Regions from separate parts of the Mus musculus genome. Here regions 1, 2, 3, 5, 6 and 7 are each linked to region 4. Evidence: chromatin loops called from intact Hi-C (ENCODE). Cell type or tissue: heart. All regions are shown on one strand. Region 1 overlaps Gm39300 (a long non-coding RNA gene). Region 2 overlaps Pin1 (protein (peptidyl-prolyl cis/trans isomerase) NIMA-interacting 1). Region 3 holds the start of Zfp846 (zinc finger protein 846). Region 4 overlaps Zfp426 (zinc finger protein 426). Region 5 holds the start of Fbxl12 (F-box and leucine-rich repeat protein 12). Region 6 holds the start of Olfm2 (olfactomedin 2). Region 7 has its middle 24 kb from the start of Zfp266.

Region 1 (4,000 bases), 360 kb after region 4:
CCTTTTTATGGTTACAAGGCCTGTGCATGTTGCCCAGGTTAGCCTTGACTTCCTAGGTTCAGGGATTCTCCTGCCTTAGCCTTCCCAAATAGTTGGGCCCACAAGCACTTGTGCCACCTTGCCTGCTGATGACTTTATGATCTCAGCCTAAATGCTGCTTCCTCCAAGAGGCCTTCCTTGACTACCCAGGCACAGTAAGCTGGTAGGCCTTTCCTGTCCCTGCTGCTTCATCTTTCACAACTGTCCTGGGCTATCAGGTTGGAAGCTCGGTTCAAATGCAGTGAGAATCTCTGTCATGCCCAGAACGACAAAAACAGACAGACAAGGCCAGCTTCTGAACTCTCTCTCCTAACAGGCTCCTCGGGAGTGTCCTCACTGTCCAGACTCCCAGAGGAGGCAGGGAGATACACAGTGTCCAGAGAGGTGAGGAAGTCAGGCCTCAGGGAAATTAAAGGCCGTAATTAGAAGCACTCTGGGGACTGGGTACATACCTGCTAATCCAGCTGTGGGAACTGAGGCAGGAGAATTGTAGGTTTGAAGCTAGCCTGGGTTCTACAGTGAGTTTAAGGCCAGCTTACGCCACAAGATACAAACTGGGCTGCAGAAATGGCTCAGAAAGCACTTGCTGAAATCCTGAAGACCAGGGTTCAGATTCCAGAACCCACCCCCACGTGATGCCGGATGCAGTAGTAGAAGCAACTGCGATTCCTAGTCCTTGGGAGAGATGGAAGTCAGATTCGAGAACAAGAGACTCAGTCTGAAACAAGCTGGAAGGTGTGGTCCCGCACCATGGGTAACGCTCTGACCTTCACAGGCAAGCCAAGGCCCTTATGCATGTGCAGGCATGCGCAGACACGCGGAAATCTTTAAAAATGAAGCAGATGCAGGGCCCATAACTGTACACCCAGTGCTCAGGAAGTAGAGGCAGGAGAATCAGAGGTTCAGGATCATCCTCGGCTAACATAAACAGAAGCCAACCTAGGGTATGTGATGTCCTTAGAACAACGGGGCTGGAGCTGGGAATGACTACTTTGGTGCCCTTTAGTTGAGGCACTCTTGATGGGGTCCACTTGAACAGAAACAGCGCCTTTCTGGGGAGCCTCAGTTCCTCTTCCGTAAACTCAGAGTTGCTAGGGAAGACTTTGCTGCTCTGTGCTGGACCCACTAGGTGTCTAATCAATTGTCAGCCCTTGCCAGTTACATGGACATTGGTAATGGACATGAAGCCTGCCTAGCCTTTTCCCGGGAAGCCCTGGGCTGAATGCCCTGGAGGCAGTGGGAGGCTCCAGGCCACTCATCTCTGCTCAGATAAGTCCCTGCAAGTCCACTCCTCCCGCCCGTGCCTCTGAGCTTCAAATCCCCAGGTCCCAGGGAGGGGAAGGCGAGTCGGATGGCAGCCGCAGCAGCAGCAGCTGCTCCGGGATGGAGGCCAACAGCCGCCTCGCTCCGCCAGCAACATTCCTGCGGGACCTGAGAGCGAGGAGCCCTGCCAGTCACCAGCTCCTAGCGCCCCCTGGTGGCCACGTATGAGCTAGGGGAATTTGACCATTTATAAGTCTGCAGAGCTCTGCCTGTCCTGCCAACCTTGAAGAGGCTGAGGCTGGAGGACCACTGCGAGTTTCAGGACAGCCTGCTCTAAATTGTGATACCTTCTTTTGAAAATCAAAGCACCAGCGAGTTGGTTGTAGGGCCTGTGGCTCAGTTAGTAGGCAGATTGCATAGAAGGCTGGGAGTTCAGGGATCCATGCCCAGCACCACGTAAACTGAGTCTGTTTTTCCACTTTTGATCAGGTAAAGGCAGGGGGGTCAGGAGTTCAAAGTCATCCTAAGATACATAGTGAGTTTGAGGGCTACAGAAGACCCTGCTTCAAAACACAAACTAGGGTTGATGAGGCGGCCAAGGGGGTGAGAGCAGCTGCTGGCCAGCCGGAGGACCTGGGTTTGATCTCTGGATCCAGATGCTGGAAGGAAAGACAACTCCTGCACGCTGTCCTCTGGCCCTCCCAGGAATGTGGTACATGTGCGCACACACATACACACAGAGACACACATCTTTAACGTGTATTTTAGAAACAACAATTCTATACCAGCCCACATCCTGGATTTCAAATTAGCCCAGGGGAGCCTACATCTTCGCCCCACTAGTCTCCTGATGTACTGTGGTACTGGGGAGGGTTTTTGTTTGTTTGTTTTGATTAGTTTGTCAACTTTTGACAAGCTTGAGTCATCTAGGAAGAAGAACCAGCAATTGGAGAGTTGCCTCCATCAGACTGGCCTGGGATCAAGTCTGTGAGGCATCTTCTTGGTTAATGATGATGTGAGAAGGCCCAGCCCATTGAGGGCAGTGCCATCCCTGGGCAGGTGGTCCTGGAGGTATAAGAAAGCCATAGACAGCTGGGCGTGGTAGTGCACGCCTTTAATCCCAGCACTCGGGAGGCAGAGTCAGGCGGATTTCTGAGTTCGAGGCCAGCCTGATCTACAAAGTGAGTTCCAGGACAGCCAGGGCTATACAGAAAAACCCTGTCTCAAAGAAAGAAAGAAAGAAAGAAAGAAAGAAAGAAAGAAAGAAAGAAAGAAAGAAAGAAAGAAGGAAGGAAGGAAGGAAGGAAGGAAGGAAGGAAAGAAAGAAAGAAAGAAAGAAAGAAAGAAAGAAAGAAAGAAAGAAAGAAAGAAAGAAAGAAAGAAAGCAAGCAAGCCATGGACATCAAGCCAGCAAGCAGAGTTTCTCCTCTTCATCAATTACTGCCTACAGGTTCCTGCTTTGAGTTCCTGCCCTGGGTTCCCATCTGAATGGACTGTACACTGTAAGGCTAAGTAGCCCTTTCCTCCCAATGTTGCTTTTGGTCCTGGCACTTATCACAGCAACAGAAAACAAACTAGGACACCTACCTACCTTGACTCCATGAATTCCTACCTCAACCCAGGTTCTGGAGCTCGGTCCCATCATTAAGCATACTGTGTGGCCCTGTTTGAGGTGTTCAGCCTCTCTGTGCCTTGTTTCTTACAAACACAGTTTATGGCAAGTATTTCCTCCACTCTGGGCAAACTGAGTGTGTAATGCTGTTCCAATTCACTAAGTTGCTTGAACAACTCAAAGAAAGAGGGTGCCATGTCTGTGGCAGAAATACCTGTGTCACAGGATCCTTTATTTCTGCCCTGTTCAGTGCTGTCTAATAACTTGAAACTGGGTGTCTTGCTTACCTTTCTATTGCTGTGGTAAGACAGTGACTGAGGCAATGAATAGAAGTAAGAGTTTGTTAGGAGCTCACAGTTTCAATCCATGACCATCATGGTGGGGAGCATGGAACAGGCATGTAACAGGTGAGAGGTGGCAGGCAGGCAGACAGGCAGGCAGGCAGGCAGGCAGGGAGGGAGCTAGGCAGATGAGCAGGGAGGCAGGGAGAGAGGCAGGGAGGCAGGGCAGGCAAGGAAGCAGGGAGGCAGGGATGGAGGCAGGGAGGGAGGGAGGGGGAGGGAAGCAGGGAGAAAGGGATGGAGGGAAGGAGGGAGGCAGGGAGGCAAAAGCAGCCAAGCATGATGCTGGAGCAGTAGCTGAGAGCTTACACCTGATCTACAAACACAAGGCACAGAGCAAAGTGGGAATGGTATGGTCTTTGAAACCTCCAAGCCCACCTCATAAACACAGCTCTTCCAACAAAGCCATACCCTTAATCCTTCCTAAGAGTTCCACCAAGCATCACCAGCCAAGCATTCAAATATATGAGCTTTGGTGGGGCATATGATTTTTCATTCAAATACCACAGGAACTTAAGAACAGAGGGTTTAATTTAGCTCAAGAGTGTGAGCTACAGTCAGTCATGGCAGAGCTGTGGCCGCAGGAGCACGAGGTCGCGCTGCATCCACAGCCAGGAGGAGATGGAGATGGATGCTGGTGCCGCAGGAGCACGAGGTCACGCTGCATCCACAGCCAGGAGGAGATGGAGATGGATGCTGGTGCTCATTTTGTCTCCTCTTTCGTTCATTCCAGGACCCCAGCTCA
Region 2 (4,000 bases), 190 kb after region 4:
CCGCAGCATCCGAGACACGTGCCTGCTCATCCCACCCCCCAACCCCCATCGGGACCCTGCGGCAGTGATGGCTTCTAACCAGGCCAGTTCGTCTCTGGGTCAAGCATGGTACCAAGCTCTTTGAAAGACTTTAAGTTCTTTCATAAGTCCACGTCGGTGTGGTCTCACGTTCTCCCACTCTCTCTCTCTCTCCCTCTCCCCCCTACCCTCCTCTCTTCTCTCCTCTCCTCTCTCTTCCTCTTCCCCTATCCCCACCCCCACCTCCATATCTCCCTCCCTCTTTTTCCTTGGCTTATTCTCTCCCTCCTCCTCCTCCTCCTCCTCCTCCTCCTCCTCCTCCTCCTCCTCCTCTCTGTAGCTACCCTCTTTCAAAAGAAGACTTGCTCTCATTTTTGAGGTGAGAGAAACTGAGGCCAGGACACGGAAAGAACTCATCTGATAATGCACTTCAGTTACTAGGAATGCCCTGGATTGCAATGATTTTTAATTTTATTTTTATTTTTACTTCTTTTGATCCCAAGCATAGCCTTCCTCGGTGTCAGTGGCAACGCCTAGAGTAGCCTACAAGGACCTCAGGTAGAGCTAGGGTCTCTGCAGCCTACAGAGCTCTCTCAGAATTCTTAGTTATTAAGCATCAGGGTTCTGGACACTGCTTATGGCTCTCTCTGAATTAACCCAGCTAGGTTTAATGTCATTCACTTTCCCCATTTTGTCGAGGGTGGATGTGGAAAGGTATTAGACAGAGCCTCATAAAGACAGGTTACTCTTGAATTCTTGGTCCCCTGCTTCAGCTCCCCCAAGTGCTGAAATTACAGGCATGCACCACTTTGCCCAATGTATTTATTGAGGCAGTCTTTATTAGTAAGACTATACTTAGTGTGTGTGCATGTGGAGAGCAGACAATAACTTGCAAGAGTTTTTTTCCTTCTACCATGCGTAACTCATATCCTCAGGCTTGGCTGCAGGCACTTACCCATTGAACCATTTTCTTTCTTTCCTTTTTAAGGCTGTGTGTGTGTGTGTGTGTGTGTGAGAGAGAGAGAGAGAGAGAGATAGCCTTGAACCTCTGGTGTCTACCGGGATTACATGACACAGATTAATTAGCTGAGGTAAAGTCTTACTGTGTAGCCCAAGCCGGCTTCCAGCTCATGGTCCTTCTGTTTCGCCTCTCAGCACTGGGACTAAAGTTCTCTGCCTTTATGCCCGGCTCTGATGACCTTATCCTCTGGCCCGGCTCTGCAGATGAGAAAGCTGAGGTTCACCGAGATGGCCTGTTGGGAAGGTTTTAGTTGGATTTAGCTCCTGTCCAGCTGTCCAGGCTGCTCTATTCCTAGTGTGGGGTTGTGACTTCTAGCGGAAACTTGTTTCTAGCTGGGTGTGGTGGCACACAGCTGTATTTCCAGCACTTACACAGAAGCAGGAGGTCTAGCTCATGGCTATCCTGGGCTACATAAACTTTTTTTTTTTTTTTAATACATGTATGGGCATTAGACTTGCATGTGTATTCCATATGCATGCAATACCCACAGAGAAGCCTGAAGAGGGTGCTAGACACCCTAGGACTAGAATTACAGGCAGTTGTGAGCCTCTAGGTGGGCACTGGAAATTGAACCCCAGTCCGATAGAAGCAGCTGGTGAAGCCTCCTGTAGTAAAACTCTTTTATACACACACACACACCTCTACCCCTGCCCGTCTGCCTAGCTATGGACCAGTCCCAATTCTTGCCATTTGTTCTCAGTAGAACTATGAAAGCCGCCCTTTCATGGGTAACACTCAGCCCTTCTCTGCTGCTAGATCAGCTGTGTAACCCAGAATGACTCTCAGCCCTTGGAGTGACCCAGAATCTACTGGGTCCTTCCTTCAGCTTCTGCCATACCCCTCCCCTCTCCTCTTCTTTTCTCTTTCACTTTTTGGAGGCAGTCTTGCAAACTTACCTTTACTGGCTTCAAACTGCAGACATCCATCCCCCTGCCTCAGCCTCCCTAATGCTAAGCATACAGGTATGCTTCACTAAGCCAGACTTTTCCTTCAGGTGTTTCCTTTGCCATCTCCTTTATGCTCTTCACTGTCACTCAGGTGACAGCAGGTCCCAAGTAATGCTGCTTCCTTGCTCTCTGACTTAGGCCACCAGTGCAGGGGTTGAGAATACAGCTTTGGGTTTCTATCTCTGTTTATGCACAAGACACAAACACTGCTGCTGTAGCAGAGATGGAGGAGGTGGTGCCTAGGGTTTGTTTGGAATGGAGCACTGGGTAAGAACAGTTACACTTTTTATCTTCTGGTGATATGTGATCCTGGGACTTGAATCTAGAACCTCACAAGTGCCAAGCAAGCACTGAACCAGTGAGCTAGAACCTCAGCCCATACTGTTTGTTGTACATGTTTGGAATTGGGTCCCTTGTAGCCAAGGCTATTCTCAAACTATAACTGAGGATGCTTTTGAGAATCTGATTGTATTTATTTTGTAAGGTGGCACTATGCCATGGTATATATGTGGAGGTCAGAGGACATCTCGAAGCTGATGGGTTCTCTCCTTCCACTGGGCAACTTCCTGGAGATCAAACTCAGGTTGTCAGACTTGGCAAGTTCCCTTACCTGCAGAGCCATCTAGAAGGCCTGGAAGCTGTTTTATCTGATTTACTGATTGAGTGTCTGTCTGGTACCACCTAAAGCATTAGCACAGCCCTACAGGTCCCGATGGGGACAGCATCCTCCCCAGCCTTTAGCATGGGGTAGAACAGGAAATGGATCTGCTAAAGGAGGCACCTCCGGAGCCAGTCGTTATCCTGGCTTTGAGATGGAGGCCTCCTTGGCCCAGCCCCTGCTGAAGTAGGTGCTGCTCTCCCCCAGGCCGGGTGTACTACTTCAATCACATCACCAACGCCAGCCAGTGGGAGCGGCCCAGCGGCGGCAGCACTGTTGGAGGCAGCAGCAAGAATGGCCAGGGTGAGCCTGCCAAGGTGCGCTGCTCACATCTGCTGGTGAAGCACAGCCAGTCTCGGAGGCCCTCATCCTGGCGGCAGGAAAAGATCACCAGGAGCAAGGAGGAGGCCCTGGAGCTCATCAATGGTGAGTAGGGGAGGGAGCGGGGCTTGTTGGAGGTCCTCTCTCAACTGGGTCAGGGGCTACCTCAGTTTCTTTTCCTGTTCCTGTGACAAAATACTCTGACAAGGGCCAGCAAGAGGGTTCAGCAGGCAAAGGCACTTGCTGCTAAAGCTGAGGGCCCAAGTTCCATTCCGGGATACATGTGGAGAGAGCCCACTCCTGGGAGTTTTCTGTCACCCCCAAGAGCACCACAGCATGTGTGCTTCCCTGCCCCAAGAAATAAGTAGTTTTAAAATGAGGTTGGTTGATTGGTTGGTTTTTTGTTTGTTTTAACTGCTAAGGAGCAGTTTAATAGAGAAAGGTTTGTTTGGGCTCATGTCACAGTTCCAGGTCACGATTCAGCACAGCAGGAAAGTCACAGTGAAGGAGCAGGTCATAGCACAGCATTGTCAGGGACAAAGAGCAGCACACCTGTGCTAGGGCCCTATTGGCCCTCTCTAGTTTTTAGAAGAGAATCCCCCAGTAGCCCACCTTCCAGGTTATTCTAGATTCTTTCAAGTGGACAATAAACATTGCTCTTCACAGGGGCCTTGTAGAAGTCCCACCAGACCCTCCACCCAGTCTGGTCAACAGTCACTTCTGGAGAAATATTGTACTATAGTAGGGTTGTAGCGCAGTTGCTAGCATGCTCACCTGACTTACAGGGAGCCTTGACTTTCGCCTCTAGTACCCTGTGAGCCTGGCATGGTCGTGCAAACCTGTAATCTCTGCATGGAGATAGAGACAGAGAGGATCAGAGGTTCAGGCTGGGGCTGGGAAGACGGCTCAGTGGGCAAAGGTACTTGCCACTAAACTTAAGGGCCTGAATTCAGTTCCTAGGACCTACATTGTGGAAGAAGAGAACCTACTCACTCAAGCTATATTCTGATCCCAATGAAAACACTGTGGTACATA
Region 3 (4,000 bases), 110 kb after region 4:
AGAGAGAGGAGCACCCCCAAACTTATTCTATGAAACCAGTATCACTCTAATATCAAAACCAGATAAAGACAACAACAAAAAGACTCAGCTACAGAACATAGATCCCAAAAATGCTCTTTAAAATTCTATTGCAAATAGAATACAAACATACATTTAAAAGATTACGAAAGGATCTAGAGAGATTGCTCAACAACTATGAGCATTTGCTGCTCTTGTAGCGGACCCAGGTTCAATTCCCAGCACATGCTGATTCACAGCCATCTGTAAGTCCAGTTCCAGGGTATCTGATGCCCTCTCTGACCTCCATGTCCACAAAGCATACACGTGGTGCACAGACATATATGCCGGCAAAACACATATAAAATAAAATGAATAAATCTAATAAAAACTCTAAAAAACATTTTTAAAAAGAGTATACATCTGAGTAAATTGGCTTTATCCCTGAAATGCAGGGATGATCTAAAAAACACGTCAATAAAGGTAATAAGTCACATAAATGGACTAACAGACAAAAACCACATGATCATCTCAATAGCTGCAAAAGACGCCTTTGACAAAGGCCTTTGAAAAAACAGTCTTGAGTACCCTTGGAGCCATTTCTTGCCCTGTGTGTGACCTAACATCTTTGTGACTATTAGGTCTATAATACAGCAGTAGTCTCTGCTAAACAAAAGGCTACAATTGCATCTGATGCCTATAGCAGAGATTTTCTTTTTCTGCAACAGACCTACTTGAGTTTCTACCAACACATCTGGAGTGTTGTGCTTATAGTGTGGTATCCACCAGAAAAGACTGCTCAGACATGAGTTTAAGCCAGTAAAAAGTCTTTATTAGCCAGGTCTTTATTACACTGGATGTTCCGGATCCCAGTGCAGCACTGAGCCTTTCTCAGGGTGAGCTTTTAAACACAAAAACCATATCCTGGCGACATGTTTCAGTTAACGAGAACATATAGCCAGAAGGAGAACTACAGAAGCCAAACAGCAAGGTTTGTACATTTAAAGACTTTCCCAGAACTACAGACTTAGATGGATTAGGTCTTTGTTTTCATTTTGGCTAGTGGTTCTGTCTACATGCTGAGTTTTGTGGCTGAGTTTTCTACCATGAAGTCAATTGTGTTAAGGTCTGGGAACATGTCATATGCTTTAGTATTTTCTTTGTTACTGCAATAACCTCATGAAACAGCATATTTGCATATGGAACTTGAAGTGCTAATCTGTATTCCTGCGCCAAAGTCACTTATTTTGGCTCGAGAATATTCTCTCTCTCTCTCTCTCTCTCTCTCTCTCTCTCTCTCTCTCTCTCAGTCTCTCTCTCTCTCTCTCTCTGTGTGTGTGTGTGTGTGTGTGTGTGTGTGTGTGTGTGTGTGTGTGTGTGTGAGACATAGTCTCAATTTTCAGACTAGCCTTGAACGCAGAAATCTGCCTGCCTCTGCCTCCTGAATGCTGGGACTAAAGGCACAGCGGCACCAAGCCTAGGCTAAGACTAAAACAAGAATGGGGAGGGAGGAAGAGGGGAGGAAAGGAGGGAAGAATGGGAGAGAGGGAGGAAGGGAAGAATGGGAGGGAAGAAGGAAAGAAAAGAGATGGGGATTAGATTAGATAAGAATTAGATCAGGCTTGGTGGGCGACTGTGTGCTGCCATGTGGGTACTGGGAATCCAGCCTGGGTCCTTCTCCAGCTCCTAGAATTTTATCTCTATCCAAGGTGGCTGGGACCCAAATCTCCCGGGCTTCACGCCAGGACGGAAGCGGAAGTGACGCCTGCAAAGGCCCGACTCTTTTCTAGTGATGGCTGCGTCCTGTAGTTCTCAGTGTCTTCACCTCCGGTTCATCTTTACGTCTAGGAAGTCGCCGAGGCAAGGATGGGGGGTGACGGCGGCCGTGGAGGGTCAGTTTAAGGCGTGGCTGTGTGTGCAGCTCGCCGAGGGGCGGTCCCCGTAGGCCCGAAGCCTAGGACGGGCGGGTCTCACGGGCACCCCGCCTCCCTCTGGCGAATGCTCTCCAAGCTTCCATCTGCTCGCTCGCCCTCTGCAGAAGCCGCCTTCCAGATTCCTCTTCCAGCACAGAAGCCCGCCACGGGCCATCTCTCTGCAGCCGCCGCCTCCACTGCACAGCCCAGCGATTGTGGAGCTCGGGTGAGCGCCCCAGGCTGTGATTTGTTCCTTGCAGAGTGTGGCTTTGTCTTTGGCATCGTCTGATTAATTCTGCCACATGACATTCGGGTAGAAAAAGTATTCGTAGGTATCTAGGACTAAACATTTCTATTTGGAGGTCAATCTTTATTATTTGGCTTTTCCAGAACTCGCTAGGTAGACCAGGCTGACCTAAACTCCTGGAGATCCGCCTGCCTCTGCTGGCATTAAAGGCTTTTGCCACCGCCTGCTAAATGTTTATTTCCTTAATCTTAACCTTTTTTCATTTTCCATGCCTTTCCTTCCTCACTCTCTCCATTTCCTTTCTCTTTCTTCACCTCTCCTCCTCTTGACTTTACTGCTAGTAGAACTGCTCATTCAGTGAGCTACTAACCCTTGCCCTGAACATTTTATACATAAAGTACAGATACTGTGTGATTATGGCTTTCTACTGGTGAGAATGGGAGTACCCTGTTCTCTTTATTTGAAGTTTCCAGGCCTGTACATCCCTATAGAGTTTAAAAAAAAAAAAAAAAAAAAAAAAAAGAAAAGAAAAAGAAAAAAGAAAGAAAGAAAAAGAAAAAAAAGTGGGAATTACCCTGGCTCAGCTCAGAGATCAGTTCCCATGGGTTGGTCTTACTTTCCACCATCTGGGCGCTGGAGATCAGGCTCTCTGGCTTGGCCTTTACTCGCTGGTTCATCTCCATGGCCTCTGTTTTTTGTTTGTTTGTTTTTTGTTTTTGTTTTTTTAGAGACAGTGTTTCTCTGTATAGCCCTGGCTGTCCTGGAACTCACTTTGTAGACCAGGCTGGCCTCAAACTCAGAAATCTGCCTGCCTCCGCCTCCGCCTCCGCCTCCGCCTCCGCCTCCGCCTCCGCCTCCGCCTCCGCCTCCGCCTCCGCCTCCGCCTCCCAAGTGCTGGGATTAAAAGCGTGCGTCACCACGCCCGGCTCCATGGCCTCTGTTTGTTCTCTGAAGTAGGGTCTCAGGTAGCCCAGGCTATCATACACCTTGCTATGTAATTGAGGCTGACTCTGAACTCCTAATTCCCCAGCCTTTACCTCCCAGGAGTTGGAATTTCTGGTGTCTAGCATCATGCCTGGTTCTATAGGTAACTTTTGAAGAGTCTCAAGTTCTTTAAGAAAGTCATGTTTTGCTATTTCTGAGTGAAATCAAACGTTATATTTAAAAATTAGTGTGTTCCCCTTCCCACTTACTCCCACATACTTAGAGTAGCTCCAAAGGAGAGGTTTGAAAGCTGCAGTAAGGATTGATAATAAGTAACATAGGCTTCGGGGCCACAGGGTCTAGAATTACTCAGTTCTACTTAGTAACTTTGTCCATGGTTATGCTGTGATGTTCTGGTCATGAGTGGCAGCTGTTTCTCGGAAGCAGGATAGTTATCTTAGTAAGAGGGCATAGTGCCTTGAGTGGGCTGTGTAGCTCAGCGGTTGTGGACTCATTGGCATTATGAGGCGCTCCAGTGGTAGAACACAAAAGGCTTCGGTTTGCTACAAAGTACCAAGAAGGCTAAGCCATTGCCTGGCTCTTGGATATCTTTGCATCTGCTGAGTGAGTCCAAGTGCTTGAAAACTTTGTATTATATGGTTTAAATTTTTTATTTACTGTTTCTGTATAGACATGTATGGTGGGTGTGGCTGTGGAGGTGGATCAGGTTCCTGGGTTTCTGTGACAGGCTCCCTTGCTTTCTGAGCTCCCTGCTACTGTAGTTGTAACTCTTTCTGGCCTGCGCTTGACTGTAGTGCAGTCGATGGCCCTGGAGATGGCTGTGTAGACTTGTTAATGCACATTCAAATCTTAAAAATGATGCACTCAAAATTCAAATATCTGTTCAGCGTGATGTCCC
Region 4 (4,000 bases):
CCAATCTCTCTCTCTCTCTCTCAAGAGCAAGTTCCAGGACAGCCAAAGCTTTACAGAGAATCAATCTCTCTCTCAATCTCTCTCTCTCTCTCTCTCTCTCTCTCTCTCTCTCTCTCTCTCTCTCACACACACACACACACACATACTCTCTCTCTCTCTCTCACACACACACACACACACACACACACACACACACACACACACATATAATCTCTGAATTTTGGGATCCTGTAAAATAAACATGTTCCATACTTCCCAGTTCACCTAGGACTCGCTCTTGATCCTCTGGGCTCCAAAAGGCTTAGGCAGCTCCACTTTCCAGCTCTGCCATCCATAGCACACCCAACTTGTAGAATAGATCCGACCTGAGCCTACCAACTTGCCACAATCCTGTCCCCTCCATTGGTTGGGGTCTCCTGCAACTGAGGCTGTACCTTTACCAATGACCTTTCTTCAGGGACTCTGACTCTGCCATGCAACGTAAGGCTGGGTTACTCTCCAAGACCCCTTCCATCCTGTAGCTTTTCTGTCACCCAAGCCATTATCACACTGGAAACTCTTACACATTACAAAGTTCAGCTGCCAGCTTGAGATGCAGTCTCAGATTTTACCTCAATGATGCCGGTGTCCTTAGTCACTTAGCTGAGCTTTGAGCTCCAGCTAATCTATAATTGCCAGTGGTGCTGGTCTCTTGTTAATGAGTGCAGGTCTTCAGCCCCAGTTGACTAGAAAGAACAGATTCTCTATTCAAACTATAACACAAACAGCCCCATAATTTCTGCTTTCCTCTGAACTTTCACAAGCCAGCTTCCACCATCTGCACCTCTCTCAACATTCCTATCTCCCAATCTCCCATAACAACTCAGTACCTCAGAGAATCAATGGCCTTTTCAAGCCCAAAGCTCCAAAATCTTTCCACTATCCTCCCCCAAACCAACAAAGTTAGGTAGATCACTGCAACACTCACAATCCTAGTCTCAGCTTCTGTTTTAGTTTGGTTTGCTGTTGCTATGGGGAGCACAGTGACCCAAAGCCACTTGGGTGGAAGTTTGTTTGGTTTACATATCTGTTCCATTTTGTTTTGTTTTGTTTTGTTTTGAAAGCAGGGTTTCTATATGTAGCCCTGGCTGTCCTGGAACTCTCCCTGTAGACAGGATGACCTTGAACTCAGAAATCCACCTGCCTCAGCCTCCTGAGTGCACCACCACCACTCATCTTAATAACAGCTCATCAATGAGGGGAGTCAGGGCAGGAACTCAAAAAAGGAAAGAAACTTGGACTCAGAAACTAAGCAAGAGGCCACAGAAAAATGCTGCATACGGGCTTGCCCAGTTTGCTTTCTTATACCATCCAGAATCAACTATCCAGAGGTGGCAGCACCTACAGTGACCTGGGCCTTCCATTATCAGTCATTAATCAAGAAAATGCCCCCAAAGCCTTGCCTACAGGTCAATCTGATGAGGACAATTCCTCAGTTGAGACTTCCTTTTCATTGGTGACTTTAGATTATATCACATTGACAAACATTAGCCAGCATACTATGCAGCTCAATGATTTGTTGTGTATTTTTTTTTATGTTATACTGTATTCTCACCATATGGCCTAAGACCATCATGCATTGCAAAAGTACTGATATGGCCAGGTATCCCCAAGAATTTATACAGAAAAAAATAGAATACCACTAATACTAAAGATGGGCTAGAGGGTGATTCAGTGGATAGGAAATATCATGCATAAGTCTGAAACATGAGTTTGGGTCCCTAGCATCCACATAAAAACTGGGAATGGTCCTGTGTACCTGTAACCCCAGCAATGGTAGGATAAGGAAATCAGGAGGATTGGTAAGGTTTGCTGACTTAGCCTAAAAACAGCAAGCTCCAAGTTCAGTGAGAGAACCCTGTCTCAAGATAAGGAAGAATGTGATAGAAGTCCTCCTCTGGCTTTTGAATGTGCTTATAGGTGTGTTTAACCACACACACATTTGTGCGCGCACACACACACACACACACACTAAAGGAGAAAATGATAAGATATTTAGGAAAATCTGAACTTATGTAAAATCTATACCTCAGGGCTAGATTTGATTCCTGGAACCTACATGGTAAAAGGAGAGGGCCAACCCCTCCTTCCCCAGAGTTATCTTCTGACCTCCATACAAGCGCTATGTCATGTGCAAGCCCCCAACAAATACATGTAAGATTAAAACTCTACACTTCGTATCATATTCAACAGTAAACTACAAATTGATCAGGAATCTTAAGGTTAAAAACAAAAAACAAAAAACAAAAACAAAAACAAACTATGGTATGCAGTGCGGTCAAGTGATTCTTCATCAGATGAAAGAAAATATGTGACCACAAGGTGGCGGTAGCACACAAGCATACTTTGGGCAGCATATAAAGTTGAACAGATGCCACCTTAGACTAAACAGGCTTCCTCAACCTTGGTAACCATTGTGCATAAATGGGAGGAATAGAGCCCCCAGCAGAGAAGGCAGTCAGGGAGGTGGTTTGCATGACTATCTAAATGATGCTACTTGGCCATTTATCCAGGATGAGTCAGATAACTAACTGGGCTCTTCACAGCCACAGGGGTTATCCGATCCATGGCTAGCAGATCTGGGGCACAATTCCAAGGAATGTAAAAAGCATGATGAAAAGATGTTTGCTTGAGCTTTGAAACAATCACTATTGTCTATACTCATCCTATCAACATTGAAGTACATATATATCTGTGACTTCCAGCTCTCAGTATTTTGGGTTTATAGGAAAGAAGGTATCATTGTCTCATAATAATAAAGCTTAGTAACAGGGGAACTACCATAAAGCTCTCCAAATCTGCTACACCATTTTACTACCAGTAACAAAATGTCCTTACCTTTTCTATTTCTTAGTTTCATTTTGTATTGCCTGGGGGTGGACACACAGGTGAAGGTCAGAGACATTCTGCTAGGGTTTGTTGTTTCCTGCCATGTGAGCTCCAGGGATCAAACTCAGGTAGGTCAACATCCTTGATAGCCAGTGTCTTTACCCACTGAGCAATCTTGCCAGCTCCTTTTATTTATTTGCTTATCTATCTGCTGTTGATTATAGCCATCATCAGTGTGGTAAAATGATACCTCATCTTTACTTTGCAGGGAATCTACTCCCACACACAAGCTAAATACATACAATACAGCCCTCCTACCCTGGTTTGGATCTATCTTCCCTGGTTAGTGACTTGACCACCTTTTACTATAGTTGCTGTTCATTTGTATCCTTGGTGAAATCCAAGACCTTTTATATTGCTGTTCAAGACCTGTTTATATTGTTGGATTGTTACTCTTGCATGCAGAAGCTATATGAGGGGATATGTGTGTCTCAGGCTGGCCTCAAACTTTTTAACTTTTATAATTTGGTATAAAAAGCCATCAAGATGGAATTTGCTACACAGATCTGCCTGCCTCTTCCTCACAAGTGTTGGTATTAAAGGTATGTGACACCATGCTTGGCCCACTTCTACCTTAATTTTAATTCAATAGATTACAGTATTTTTCAATATTTTCTTTTGTGTGATCAATGGTGGTACAGGTAATGTCAATTGATTCTGTTTTTCTGTATCTGGGTTCTTTGGTTCTATTGCTATTATAATAGTTGGTTTTCTCCTCTCTGAATAGTACCAGGGGTGACCTCTAAAAAGGCTTCTCACTAAGAAGAACTTCAAATAAAACTAGAAGAGATCCAACCACATATGTAAATCACAGCTTAGAAACACAAGCAGATCAATAGCAAGTTCCAGGACAGACAGAAAGACGGGGCTACATTGAGAAACCTTATCTTAAAACAAATAAACAACAAAATAAAACCACAAAACAAAAACAAGGCAACAAGACTCCTCCAAAAGGTCACTCCTTTTCAATTACTGACTTCAAAAATAATAGAATGGTTGAGAATGCAGGACAAATAACTTTAAAATCTAGGCTTTTTTTCTCACGTGTGTGTGCATAAGCCAATATGCCAGT
Region 5 (4,000 bases), 180 kb after region 4:
GCCTGGCCTACAAGCATTATTTTTAATCCCCATATCTTAGATGAGAAACTGAGGTCTGAGCATTGAAGGGGAGGTAAAGGCTGGCACTAGGACAGGCAGAAAAATTCCAAGCACGAACTCACTTAAATACCAAACCAGCAGAGTATGGTGGTGCATACCCTTAGTCCCAGCACTGGAGAAGCAGAATTCCAGGTCAGCCAGGGCTACAGAGAAATTTTTCCTCGAGAAAACAAACAAACAAACAAACAAACAAAACCCAAACACTTCCTGGGCCTTCTCCTACAGCTGTAACTTCAGCACTCAGGAGGTTGTTGCAGGGGGTGGTTAGTTGGAAACCAGTACGTGACTCAGAGGTGTTCCTTCCTAGCATTCAAGAAACCTAAATTGCATTCCCAGTAGCACAGGAACCACACATGGGGCCCACGCTGCTAATCCCAATATTTAGAAGGTCGAGGTAGGTATCAAGCTCAGCCTCGGCTTCATAGGAAGCTGAAGTCAGCCTGGCCTAGAGGCCCTGTCTCAAAACAACCCCCTCAGCCCCCCAAGAAGCAACACCAACGAAAATCCAGAAAAATAAAAGCCTCAAGAAACTATCAAAAATAAATAAATAAAACAAACAGCAAACAAACACTAGAAAGCAAAATAAAGCAACCCCCACCCCCATGTCCCAGGGCAGGGGGTGGCTCTCCCCGCACCGCTCCCGGGTCCCGCATACCGTGTAGAGCGTCAGGTCGACGTGTCGCCATAGCCACCGGTCATCCACTAGCCTCTTCCAGCGGTGACAGACCCTGGAGGAGTGGACCGGCCGTTAGAACGACCCCGGCCCGCTAGGACCGGATCCGCATCTCCTGCCGAGCCCATGCCCGGCTCTTTCCCCCGAGGAGCGGGGCGGCACCTGGAGATGCGGATCCGGTCCCGGACAGGGAGGTAAGAGAAGATCTCCAAGAGCACCAAGTCTGGGAGGTCAAACAGAGTCGCCATGGTCCAGCTGTCGCACGCTTCCGTTTCCGGTGGCGGCGAGGCCGCGTTCCCTGGACAGCGCTGGGGTGGTCGGACTGGCCAAACCGGCGCGACTTTCAGAGGCCCGCCGAGAATCCCTACTTTTCTAGGAAAGTGCCCGAGGCCCCGGGACTGGACAGGCGCGGGCTGACGACCGTTTAGAGGTCAAGACTAGAGACTGACTAGGCCTGACTGGCTTGGCTAGCGGATGGAACTGGAAATAGGAAAACCTGGATGTGGCTTGGGAGAGGAGGGGGCACGAGGCGTGGCCAGGGCCAAGAGGAAGACGAACAGCAAACCCAGAAGGCTGGAGGTGACGAGTGCCTCGGGGGCGTGGCCATAAGGTGGAGCTAAGTATAAGCAGCAAACCCAAAAGGGGTCCGCAGACAACCCAGAAGGCGTGACTCTAGGAAAACCTGGATGTGGCTTGGTGGAGGAGGGGGCACGAGGCGTGGCCAGGGCCAAGAGGAAGGCTAACAGCAAATCCAGAAGGCTGAAGGTGAAGAATGCCTCGGGGGCGTGGCCATGAGGTGGAGCTAAGTATAAGCAGCAAACCCAAATGGGGTCAGCAGACAACCCAGAAGGCGTGACTCTGGCGAGGAGGGGGCTCAGGGCGTAGTCATAGCCGGGAGACGTGGCGAGCAGAGGCAGGTAGACCCCACGCAAGCTGGGATGAAGAAAGCAACACGCCTAGAAAGCGTGGCTCCGACGGGCGGGGAGTGGTCCTGAGGCGTGGCCAAGGGGCCCAGGGGCCAGGAGGCCCGGGGGCCCGGGGGCCCGGGGGCCTGGAGGCCAGTCAGAGGAAAAGCAGCAAACTCCCAAAGTGGGACTCTGGGAGAGAGGATAAAAGACAGAGACGAAGGGCAGCAGGCGTTGCAAACAAGGCCAAAGTACTAGCATTTGAAAAAGCGCCGCCGAGTGGAAGGGTGTGGCCAGCGGCAGAGGAGCTGATTGGAGGCCGTCCACAACAATGGGAAGGCGTGGCTTCAGTAGGAAGAGACAAGGGGCGCGTCTAGAGCTAAGCGACTAGTGGCGTGCGGAGGTTTGGCTTGTGCTGGAAAAGGCTTAGGGTTACTGCCAAGGCAGAGATCAGCCTGCGACCAGACCGTATGTATACCCAGGAGGCATGACTTGAGCAGGGAAAAGTTAACAGAGCAACAAACCCAGAAACCATGACTTGTGTGGGAAGGGGCTCAAGGACTAGGGATCCTAATTGCGCCTGAAGACTAAACTTGTAAAACCTAGCTTAGGCGGAACAAGGTCCGATATAGGGGATGGAATCAAGTTTGGAATGGCTGGGCGACAAAGGGACAGGCTGGGAGACTTATGACTGGAAGAATGGATAAGAGCAGCGACGGGGGCCCTAAAAGCATCGCTGGAGACAGAAACAAGAGCTAAACCAGGAACTGGGTGTGCAGCTCAGTGGGAGAGCCTTTGGCTGGTAAGCATGCTTAGCAGGCCCTAGGTTCGACCTCCAACACTAAAACAAATACCAAAACAAAACAAGAAAAACAAACCCCACCACTTTTCTTGTATGTATGCCAAGAGACTTAAAGCCTGAGAAGTTTTTTTTCGAGACGGAAACGAATCCGGTAAAGCCTGAGAAGTCTTTTCAGGACGGAAACGAGGCATTGGGGAGACTGGAACATATCTAAGCACTAAAGACACAGAACAGGACTTCATTCGAAACTGAAAGGTGTGACTGGGATGGGAGTGAGGGGCCAGCAGGACGGCCAAGCCAGGGAGGCGTGGCCACAGCCGCAATAGAAAGCAAGAATAATGCCTTTTGCTGCCTACGCATAAGGATTAAATTTTGTATAAGTCGTATTAGGTAAGCACAAGGCGCTGGGTAAGACTTTTCTTTTTCTTGAGTCAATATATGCTTACCTTGCTAAGAATCCTGTCTGCTAAGAAGAAATCGCTCAATAGAGGCAAAACTGGTTGAATTTAAGAAGGGATTCCTCTCCCACCAGCTCTCGCGATTCTTTAATCTGGAACAAGATTAAAGAATCAAAGCAAAAGCTCTTTCCCCGTATGCTATTTCCAACATCTTCGCAGGCAGGACACGGACACGCGGAGTGGTACGCAACATGCATGGCCTCTCAACCAGGATCCGACTTAGTTTTCATCAACTGCAGCCTGCACCCCTGGAGTCTCTGAAACGGTCACTACGACCAGGGGCGGGGAAGCAAGCACAGGGTTTGAGGCTGAGCTTTGAATGAAAGCAGAAAGCCACAGGCCCTGCATGACTCCATTTCGGCACACCTGCAGCCGGGATTCCGCGGTAGGAGGATTGTCTGGCTTGGGAGTAGTCGAGCACCCCGCCGCTGAGATCCTTTAGGTTTCTTCCATGATGAAGGAATCTCCAACACCAGTTCCAACGTCCGCTGTAAATCCATTCTTAGCAAGTCCCAGCTCATCCACACTGCGCAACAGAATCGCAAATCCTAGCCCGGAACCCGGAAGCACCTAAGGGCCGGTGGTTCCGTTATATCACTTCCGCTTCCTGTTTGCAGGCTTAACTCCGGCCGGGGTTCCTCGCTCGAGCTACGAGTTGTGTCGTCGATAGGTTCGAGGATATTGGAGGTGAGAAGGCTAAAATGAGAGGCCCGAGATCACGGGAAGCTGCCAAGACTTGGGAACCTAGGGGTTGCGGGAGGCAAAGCCGGGTGAGTCTGGGGCCCGGACTGCCGCAGTTAAGGGGCGGAGTCGCGACTGTCTGTAGTCCGGGCAATTGAAACTGTAGACTGGGGCTGCAGGGGATTGCATCTGGTGTTAGGGGAACTGTGACCAGAGAGCTCAACCTAGGAAGGGGCTTTAGGAACCTGGGCGACCCCGAAAGGCCTGACTCTGTTGCTTTTCATCCCTCCCTCCACCTGGTGTAGCTCCAGCCACAATGATTGAGGTGGTTTGCAACGACCGTCTCGGAAAGAAAGTCCGCGTTAAGTGCAAGTATCCACCGAGGGGTGACTGGCAGTGGCTCTGGGGCAGATGGTGGTGT
Region 6 (4,000 bases), 260 kb after region 4:
CAGGTGCAGGGGAAAGAGAGAGCCAGGCAGAAAAAGAAAAAGAAAAAAGACACACTAAGTCAGAAAGAAAGACGGAAATAGAAGGGAGGGGGGAGAGACGCAGGGAAGGGGAGGGAGAACAGTACTCAGTGACACTTAGACAGAGTCCCACAGGCTGAAGACATATGGAGACTTCGAGATGTCCCCTAATCACTCCAACATAGAAGAACACCCTCTTGGCTCCCCCAAACCGCCCAGCTCCGCCCCACTCTGCCGGGATCTGGTTCAATTCCGCAGCCCTGCCGCCTCCGCCTGGGGCTGGAGCCAGCTTGGTACCCCAGTGGCACTAGCAGGTCCCCTCAGAGAGGACTCTAGCCCAGCAAATGCAATCATCAAACCCAGAGCTATGCCGGGCGCGGGGCTCCCTTGTGCCTCGGGGTCCAGCCCGGGACCCCCAAGAGACCACGTCCCCTCGAGATGACATTCCCGCCTGAACCCGAGATTCTGTCACTTTGGGGCTGTGAGGGTCCCTTTCCCAGGAGCTGCCGTGGGGTCTGCGGGCACCACGCCCCCCCAAGCCGGAGCGCCCCCCAGCCGGCTGGCCACTCACGATTTTCTCCGAAGAGCCCGCACGGGACACGGTGCTGTTGAGTCCCACGAGCGAGGGCAGCGTCTGCGACATCCAGTTAGTGACCATGGCCATGGTGCTCAGCACCGCCCCGATCTTGAGCAGCGGCACCGACATCGCGCCCCTCGCCTCATGCCCCGCGCCACCACCCCAAAAAAGCAGGTGTTCAGTCCCTTTTGCTCGGCACTCAAGCTGTCGCTTACCCACCCCAGTGGGGTGGAGGGGTGGGGGATCCCGATGGCGAGATGACCAGGTCCAAGGGGGCGGTGGCCGGTGGGATGGGGTGACACTGGGGACGCGCTCGGCTGCGGCTCCGCGCGCCTCGCGGGCTCAGCTTTATAAGGCGCCGGCTCGGCCACCCCCTCCCGCGCCACCGCCGGGCACTTCCAGCCGCCGTGACGTCACGGCTCCGGCCCTAGAGCCAGCAGGGCTGGGGGGAGAATGGGAGTGCACCCACTCCGACCCCCACTTCCCCGCAGAGCCTCTGGCGGACCTTCTCCCACCTGCAGAAGTGGGGACATCCCCTGCCAGCAACACCCTCGCCACCTCCCCCCATCCCCGCCGCCGCGGCATCCCCGGCCCCGCCCCCCCAGCCAAATCCTCCATCCTCGCTCGAGTCCCCTCGGTAGCTTAGTGGTGATCCCAGGGCTCCCCAGCACGCAACACCCCCTCTCCAAAACCCCTACGTTTCAGGGCGAAAAAATCCAGCCCACACCTTCCACCCAAAACTGACAGGGGGTGGAGGTCGGGTGTCTCCACCCACCTGATCGGTCGGGTGCAGAGCCCGGTCCCGAGCCCGCAACGCACAGAGAGCAGTGCGGGACGGACTTCGGTGCTCTCCCGAGCTCCGAGACTCTTTTCTCCTGGCTTTCCTGGTCCCCAGATCATTCTGAAGGGGATCCCTCTGTGGATTCCAGACCAGGAAAGCCCAGGGTGGCCGGTACAGACTCTGGAGTGTGGGTGACCTGGGAAGCGAGATGCTTTCCCCTGCGCATCCGAGGGCGGCGGTGCCACCCGGGACTGTCGTGAACCCAGACAGTTCTTTTTGCAGACAGGTCCCAACGCACGGTTTGACTCACAACTTGAACTTGGGGTGGGAGGCGGGGAACTAAGACCTCGGGTCTCCTCCAGCCCCCAGGGACCTGCACTGGGCTGGTGCCCTGGTGAGGGAGGCTGGAAAACGCAGCAGGCGGCAGGGCCGGGCGAGGAGCACCCGCGCGGTCGCCTCTCTTCGGTTTCGCACTCTCGCCCCCTCCTGGCGTCCCCGCATCACCTCCCGCCGCCGCCGCCGCCGCCGTCGCCCTCGGCCGGCGGCCGCCGCCGTCTGGAGGCGGCGATGACTCAGGCCTTTACCTCGCTGGCCGCTTACGGAGCCGGAAGCTCCCAACCTCGAAGTGCTGGGGGTCCTGAACTGTCTGAACTCCACTGAGAAGCAGGTTCAGCCCCTACCTGACCTCCAGCAATAGTTGTTCCGGTCTGTCTCAGTTTCCTCATCTGTAAAGTGGTTCTGGGGGCCTGATGGGTCAGGTATGTGTAAGAAGCCAGAGGTAGCCTGCCGCTCAACTCAAGAACACCGCGTTATGGAGACAGACAGGACTTGAGGAAGGGCTGGGGAGGTCTGGGGGTGGGGGGAAGCAATGGCTGAGTGTGTAAAAGTGCTTACCACAGAGCCTGGTAACCTGAGCTGGATCTCTGAAGAGGAAAGTGTCCCCCAAAGTGTCCTCTGACCTCCACTTGAAGGCTGTGGCCATACGGCCACCCATCCCACCACGTTAGCACTTTAAATAAGTGTAAAAAGAAATTTGAGTGACATAGGAAACAAAAGAAGGAAAGTACAAATAGGTATCAGAAGGGGGTGGGTGGAGACTAAGGAAGAGTAGATTGTGCAAGACCTGTGTGCCTGAGTGAGGAGGCCAGAGGTATACATGGACTGTCTTCCTCGGTGCCCCTCTCTGCCTTGTTTTATTAGTTAATTGATTTTATTTAGTCTTTTTAGTAAGTTAGTTTTGAGACACAGTCTCTCTGTGTAGCTCTGGCTCAGACTAAAGGCATGGGCTACCAAACCCGCCTGCACCTAAATTTTTGACAAGGTCTCTCACTGTACTTGGGGCTCCCTGATTTGGCTAAGCTGGTCAGACCGGCCCCAGAGAGCCTGTCTCAGCCTCCCCTGAAATGCAGTGCAGGCATGCCACATCTGATTTCTGGGTTAGATATTGGGGAATCTGAACTCATACTTGGATGGCATGCGTCCATCCTTCTGAGTCATGTCTCCAGGTATGCCTATCTGACATCAGCCTCTAAGATCACTGGGCTATCTGGGCCTCCACAATGGTGGCCTTTCTCACCTCCTCACCTCGGGTGCTAGGAGACAGGCCTAGCTCACACAGCCAGACTTCTGTAAGGACTGGGAGCACTTACAAGGAACCCCTTTCTCCTTCCTCCATGCCTCTCAAATTCTTCTCACCAAAGATGGCACTAGCCTCCTTGGGCTGGCAAGATTGCCCAGTAGATAAAGCTAAAAGCCTGAAATCCTGAGTTTGATCAACAGGGCACATATGATGGAAGGAGAGACCCCACTGCCTTCCGTTAGCACCGAATCTCCGCATGCTTGCCACAGTGTGCTCGTGCGTGTGTGCACGCTTGCACACACACACACACACACACACACACACACACACAAAATGTGGTTGAATAACTTTCTAGTCTCCACACTCATTCCCTTCTCGAAACACCTTATTATTTCCTAGTTCTGCCCCTGCCTCTCTGCCTTTCCATCGTAAATATCTAGATCTTTCCACCTGCCCTTCTCTCAGTTTCTGCACATTTAGTTGTCTCATCCCTTTTCCTGTCTCAGGACCTTTGCATCTGTTGTCCCTGGAAGCTGACAAACATTTTATCACAGGAATCCAGGCAGCCTGCTTGCATCCTTCACTTAAGTCTCTGTCCTCTGGGGGGAAGCGACGTGCCCTGTCTTCCAGAAAACTGCATTTCCTTGGCCCTTTGCCCACTGGCTTCTTGTTAAGCCTAAGCGTTGGGAAGGAACAGACAGACAAAGGAGGAGTGGGGCTTCCCTTTCTTTCCGCTTGGGGTGGGACTGGGGCTTTTTTTTTCTTTTTCTATTTTTATAATTATATTTACTGACTGACTGGCTGACTTACGCTTGTGGCGGGGCTCAGAAGTCAGAGAACAACTTGTGGGAGTTTCTTCTCTCTTCTACAGTGTGGGTCCTAGACACGTGCAGAAGCCAGAGGAGAGCACCAGCTCTCCCTTCTGACTTTCCACATATTCCTTTGCTTCCCTGACTCAACCCTGGGTGATAGGGGCATGCATATGCATATGTGTGTCTGCATGTGGGGGAAGGTATGTGACTCAGGGGAGCACCTCCCCATCTCA
Region 7 (4,000 bases), 78 kb after region 4:
ACTTTTTCCACAAGAACCTCTCTCTCCCTCTCTCTCTGACACAGGGTCTCATGAAGCCCAGTTTGGTCTCAAACTGCTATGTAGTAGAGGATGGCCTTGAACTCCTGAATCTGCCACCTCTGCCTCCAGAGCGCTAACATTACAGGCATGTATCTCCCATACTCAGCTCCCATTCCTCATTGATGATCTTGAATTTTATTCTTTAGACTATACACATGCTCAAATTACTGAAAATTTTGTTTTTCAAAATTAGTTCAAAAAAACAAAACACCCACAAGATGTCTCTGCTGCCAGCCGTTGGACCTGAGTTCTGTTCCTGGAGCCTATATGGTCAAATTGATTCCTGCAAGATGTCCTTACACACACACATACACACACACCGCATACGTTAAATGAATTTGTAATAGAAATTTAAGAAAGAGATCCTGTCTCAAAAATAAATTTGAAAGGGATTCTGCCCAAGCCATACCTGCAACGCTCCCGACTCCAAATGCCTACACTCAAGAAAACCAAAAAGCTGGGGGCCTGGACTACAATTTCAGACTCCCACTGTGCAACAAACAGAGCCCAGCCCCAGAGGAGTTAAAACAAAAAACAAAACAAAACAAACAAACCATACACTGCAACCGGTTGAGGTGTGTTTACAATTCTCCCTGCCCTGGAATTCAGCAAGTTGGCTAGGGTGGCTGGCCAGTAAGTCCCCGGGACTGATCTTTCCTCTCTATCCCAGCATTGGGGTTACAAATGTGCACCGGGCTTTTGGTTTTACATAGTTTCTAAGGATCGATCTCAGGCGCTCAGGTCCAAGGTGGCCCTGGGTTTGATCCACATCGCCAACTTTAAAAAAGGAGAGGGGGAGGAGTAGGAACAGGAGGAGAGGAAGAGGAGGAAGAAAAGGAAAAGGATACAGCAAGCAAGGAATAGATTTCTTAGTGGCACCCCTCCTCCATCACAGGAAGTCCCAGAGCTTTTAAAGTTGTGTTGTTGTATTATTGTTTTGTTTGTTCTCACTTGCTGTGCTGTGGTTAGAATCCAGGACTTCAAACGTGGTACACAGAGGCTCAACAAAAGAGCCACACCCTGGATACTAGGATTACAGCAGAGGCCAGTCCTGTTCTGCTTGCCAGTCTGATCTCAGTTTCTGCGCCCCTGTGCATTTAGCACAATTCTCATTACGTGACTCCTGACCAGTCTGCGTAGGTTGGACTGCTTTAGTGAAAAGCTAGACGGCAGACTCGCAGGCTTTTCTGAGCATCAGGTGGGGCAAGTCCCTACGTGAAACCCTGTTCTTCAGGTCTATCCCGCTGTGCACACCACGCACTCGACCCGGGCCCCACCTCCAGACCGAACTTGGACGTGTGGGCTCCCCTCTGGGTCGAAGACCCGCTCCAGAGTAGGATTCTGGTACTCAACCCCGGCTGTTGGGTTCCCAGACCCGGCCTCTGTGCGAGTAGTAGCGACCCCACTCTTGAGCTGAGAACCTTGGTCCCGCAGCCTGGGTAGCGGCTCGACCCCAAGAATAGGTAGCCCAGCCCCAGAGTACGAGGTCCCAACCCTGAGATAGAGGCCCCTCCCCCAGGAGGGATGCCCCGCCCCCAGGAAGGATGCCCCGCCCCCGCTGTTCCAGCCAGACAATAAAGTCGGCGCTCTAGGCGGGTGCGTGCTTGGCAGCCTCGTCGCGAAGCGCTTTGTACCGGCGGCCGCTGGGCCTGAGCTCTCGCGCCCCGCCTGAGGCTGCCCCGGAAGTGACACCATAATGCAGTCTTCTCTTCCGCCGCCATCCCCTTTTGTCAAAGAACAAATTGGTGAAGGCCCTGAGTTGGTCTTTCGTGGCTGGAGCGGTTTTAGTGGCTTGGAGGGTTTGCCTGGAGGAGGAGCCGGAGAAGCCAGCGCTCCTGGGTCGGCAGGAAGTATCCTGTCGGGACACAGCGTCCCCGGGGTGGCTTTTGCGGTATTTTTCTTTTGTAAACATTTTGAGACAACAGCTCACAATGTAGGCAAGGGTGGTCTCGAACTTCTATCCTCCTGGCGCAGTAACCCTGATGTTCTGGGATTACTAGGCGTAGCCTCCATGCCTGGCTCTGGTCTGTCTTCGTTTGTCTCGTCCCCTCTTCAAAATCCCCTAGAGAACTTTCTGATTTTTTTTTCCAGAAGAAAAAAAATTAACCTGACAGCATACGTTTAGTTGAGGCCCTTCTTAAGTGGCTGCAGGTGTCTGGCGATCCGATTTTAGGCAAGCGCTGGGTAGAAAGATAATTTCAGAGAGTCGGGCAACCCTTCTTTTTCTTTTTTTTTTTTTTTTTTTAAACCGAATCCTTGGTAGCCCAGGCTCATGATCCTCCTCTCTCAGCCTTAACCAGTGCTGATATTAAAGGCGAACGTCACCATACCTGCTGCATTGTGATTCTGAGGGCAGTCAGTCCACATTCAGTAGTAGGGAAACAATGACCATCAAACCAGCATAATACTGCCACCTTGGGGTAAGAATCAATGGAGAGAAGTAATTTTAAATGGATAATGGCCAGTTTGTTGTTTGAACATAACAGCAAGAGAGGGAAGCACTTAAGGATTTGTTATTCACACTGATTACAAAATATTGGGTATATTCGTTATTTTCTCCTTGCTCTGACAAAGTGAAAGAACCAACTTAAGGTAAGAAAGACCGGCTCACAGCATGAGAAGGGGTACAGTCGCCCAGCGATGGTGGCACAAGGCAGGCAGATCCTGAGTTTGAAGCCACCCTGGTCTACATAGTTTCAAGACAGCCAGGACTGTTACACACACACACAAAAAAACCCTGTTCATAATGTATACTTACCATATGACCCAGCAAATCTACTTCTAGGTATATATTCTCGTGAAGTGAAACCCCACACAATAATTACCATGGCACCATTATTCTTCTGTTAAAGATTTGCATGTTCAGTGTAGACTCTCTCCACTTCCTCTCAGCAGCAGGTTGCCCACAGTATACCTTTTCCACACCACTGTGACTACCTCAACTTGGTCTTCTTACAGACAGAATCTTGACAAGTATAATACATCGATGGCATCCTCTTTTAAAGTGTTGAACACTAAAGTCCTACGTGTGCGGGGCTGCTGGGACAGCTCAGCCTGAGTTAAACTCCTAGGACATGATGGGAGGATGGAATCAACGGCTTCAAATGATTCTCTCATCTCCACACATGGGAATCATACACAACATGTCCTCCCATTACCACCTCCAGAGACTCCATCATGGTAATGGCTTCAGTAGTCCCATGCTTCCTGGAGTTTGGGGTTCATATCTATTTATATACTCTTGATGGAAGAAACAGCACCCTCTTTTGAAACAGTGACACATGTATTCCAACCTGATTTCAAACTGTGTAGCCAAGGATGACCTTGTACTCATGATCTTCCTGCCTTGACCTCCTGAATGCCGGGATTATAGGCATGTATCACCAGTCTGGTTTTATGCAATGGGATGGAAGCCAGGGCCTACTGCATGCTAGCCAAGTACTCTACTAACTGGGCCAAATCCCCAGCTCTCATGCCTCTCAGCCTTTTACCATGAGCCTTAAAACTATAATTGCTGGCTACACACCAGAATGTCTAGGGCATAGAGTATCTCACAGACCCTGAGCCAGTGATCCTCCATACTCATCTGCTAATTATACTTTGTGTTAGGGCTTTGCTGTGGAAGGAAGAATACCTTGGTGGATTGGGGCCAAGGAATGTTGCAGAGATCACACCACACAACAGATCTCACTAATGGAGGGTGGTGTACAAAGGTTGCCTCTAATTAAGTGAGGAAGAAAAAGAGGGAGACAAAAACAGAGTGAGAAACAAAGCAGGCAGTGATGTCAGGGACCTTTAAAGGAGGACATGTATTCCATTTGGCTGCTGGTGATGACATGGCTCGCACAAAGTTGCCGAAGGCAGGCTGTGTGGGGGACCACTTGGTTCATAACACGTTGCTTATGAAAACCCCACCAAAATAGCTAGGGTGTTCCTATAA

What was found. Peaks named below come from ENCODE experiments on the same cell type or tissue, not always from the same donor. Only the 100,000 strongest peaks of a DNase experiment are listed, where the experiment ranks them.
Region 1: a loop joins it to region 4, with 3 times the contacts of the local background. A loop is called at or near these places in 8 of 42 quality-filtered maps.
Region 2: it touches region 4 in a loop (4-fold over the local background); 19 of 42 quality-filtered maps call a loop at or near these places.
Region 3: it touches region 4 in a loop (8-fold over the local background); 12 of 42 quality-filtered maps call a loop at or near these places.
Region 5: it touches region 4 in a loop (4-fold over the local background); 20 of 42 quality-filtered maps call a loop at or near these places.
Region 6: a loop joins it to region 4, with 5 times the contacts of the local background. A loop is called at or near these places in 12 of 42 quality-filtered maps.
Region 7: it touches region 4 in a loop (8-fold over the local background); 16 of 42 quality-filtered maps call a loop at or near these places.

Annotation. Positions count from the first base shown.
Region 1 is chr9:20,829,677-20,833,676 of GRCm38, forward strand. Gm39300 (a long non-coding RNA gene) reads right to left here. Exons shown (of 2, transcript XR_870563.3): 2 at 3,769-4,000. Among named protein-coding and RNA genes, the nearest start is that of Rdh8, 13 kb to the left of the region's middle. In heart, CTCF peaks have their summits at 1,521 (motif pointing left) and 1,724; a DNase peak (open chromatin) is centred at 1,405; H3K4me3 peaks cover 303 bases; H3K27ac peaks cover 283 bases; H3K27me3 peaks cover 2,934 bases.
Region 2 is chr9:20,652,511-20,656,510 of GRCm38, forward strand. It overlaps Pin1 (protein (peptidyl-prolyl cis/trans isomerase) NIMA-interacting 1), which reads left to right. Exons shown (of 4, transcript NM_023371.4): 2 at 2,852-3,070. Among named protein-coding and RNA genes, the nearest start is that of Pin1, 2.4 kb to the left of the region's middle. In heart, a CTCF peak has its summit at 1,550 (motif pointing right); no DNase peak of the experiment used is centred here; H3K4me3 peaks cover 1,379 bases; H3K27ac peaks cover 366 bases.
Region 3 is chr9:20,579,543-20,583,542 of GRCm38, forward strand. Zfp846 (zinc finger protein 846) reads left to right here and starts at 1,786. Exons shown (of 6, transcript NM_172919.2): 1 at 1,786-2,136. It overlaps Gm51704 (a long non-coding RNA gene), which reads right to left. Exons shown (of 2, transcript XR_003948290.1): 2 at 808-4,000. In heart, a CTCF peak has its summit at 1,987; a DNase peak (open chromatin) is centred at 1,859; H3K4me3 peaks cover 1,677 bases; H3K27ac peaks cover 1,155 bases; H3K27me3 peaks cover 932 bases.
Region 4 is chr9:20,464,830-20,468,829 of GRCm38, forward strand. Zfp426 (zinc finger protein 426) reads right to left here. Exons shown (of 9, transcript NM_001110309.1): 9 at 3,720-4,000. Among named protein-coding and RNA genes, the nearest start is that of Zfp26, 6.7 kb to the left of the region's middle. In heart, a CTCF peak has its summit at 2,349 (motif pointing right); no DNase peak of the experiment used is centred here; H3K27me3 peaks cover 479 bases.
Region 5 is chr9:20,641,309-20,645,308 of GRCm38, forward strand. It overlaps Fbxl12 (F-box and leucine-rich repeat protein 12), which reads right to left and starts at 1,498. Exons shown (of 3, transcript NM_013911.3): 1 at 896-1,498; 2 at 716-788. The coding sequence starts at 981. Ubl5 (ubiquitin-like 5) reads left to right here and starts at 2,028. Exons shown (of 5, transcript NM_025401.4): 1 at 2,028-3,585; 2 at 3,885-3,951. The coding sequence starts at 3,896. In heart, a CTCF peak has its summit at 2,010; DNase peaks (open chromatin) are centred at 923, 1,363, 1,973 and 3,583; H3K4me3 peaks cover 4,000 bases; H3K27ac peaks cover 3,974 bases.
Region 6 is chr9:20,726,057-20,730,056 of GRCm38, forward strand. It overlaps Olfm2 (olfactomedin 2), which reads right to left and starts at 947. Exons shown (of 6, transcript NM_001357635.1): 1 at 590-947. The coding sequence starts at 724. Gm39299 (a long non-coding RNA gene) reads left to right here and starts at 1,593. Exons shown (of 4, transcript XR_003948292.1): 1 at 1,593-2,134. In heart, a CTCF peak has its summit at 1,840 (motif pointing left); DNase peaks (open chromatin) are centred at 995 and 1,595; H3K4me3 peaks cover 2,173 bases; H3K27ac peaks cover 829 bases; H3K27me3 peaks cover 3,731 bases.
Region 7 is chr9:20,542,984-20,546,983 of GRCm38, forward strand. No RefSeq gene overlaps it. Among named protein-coding and RNA genes, the nearest start is that of Zfp266, 24 kb to the left of the region's middle. In heart, CTCF peaks have their summits at 1,746 and 2,479 (motif pointing left); a DNase peak (open chromatin) is centred at 1,648; H3K4me3 peaks cover 2,036 bases; H3K27ac peaks cover 1,865 bases; H3K27me3 peaks cover 332 bases.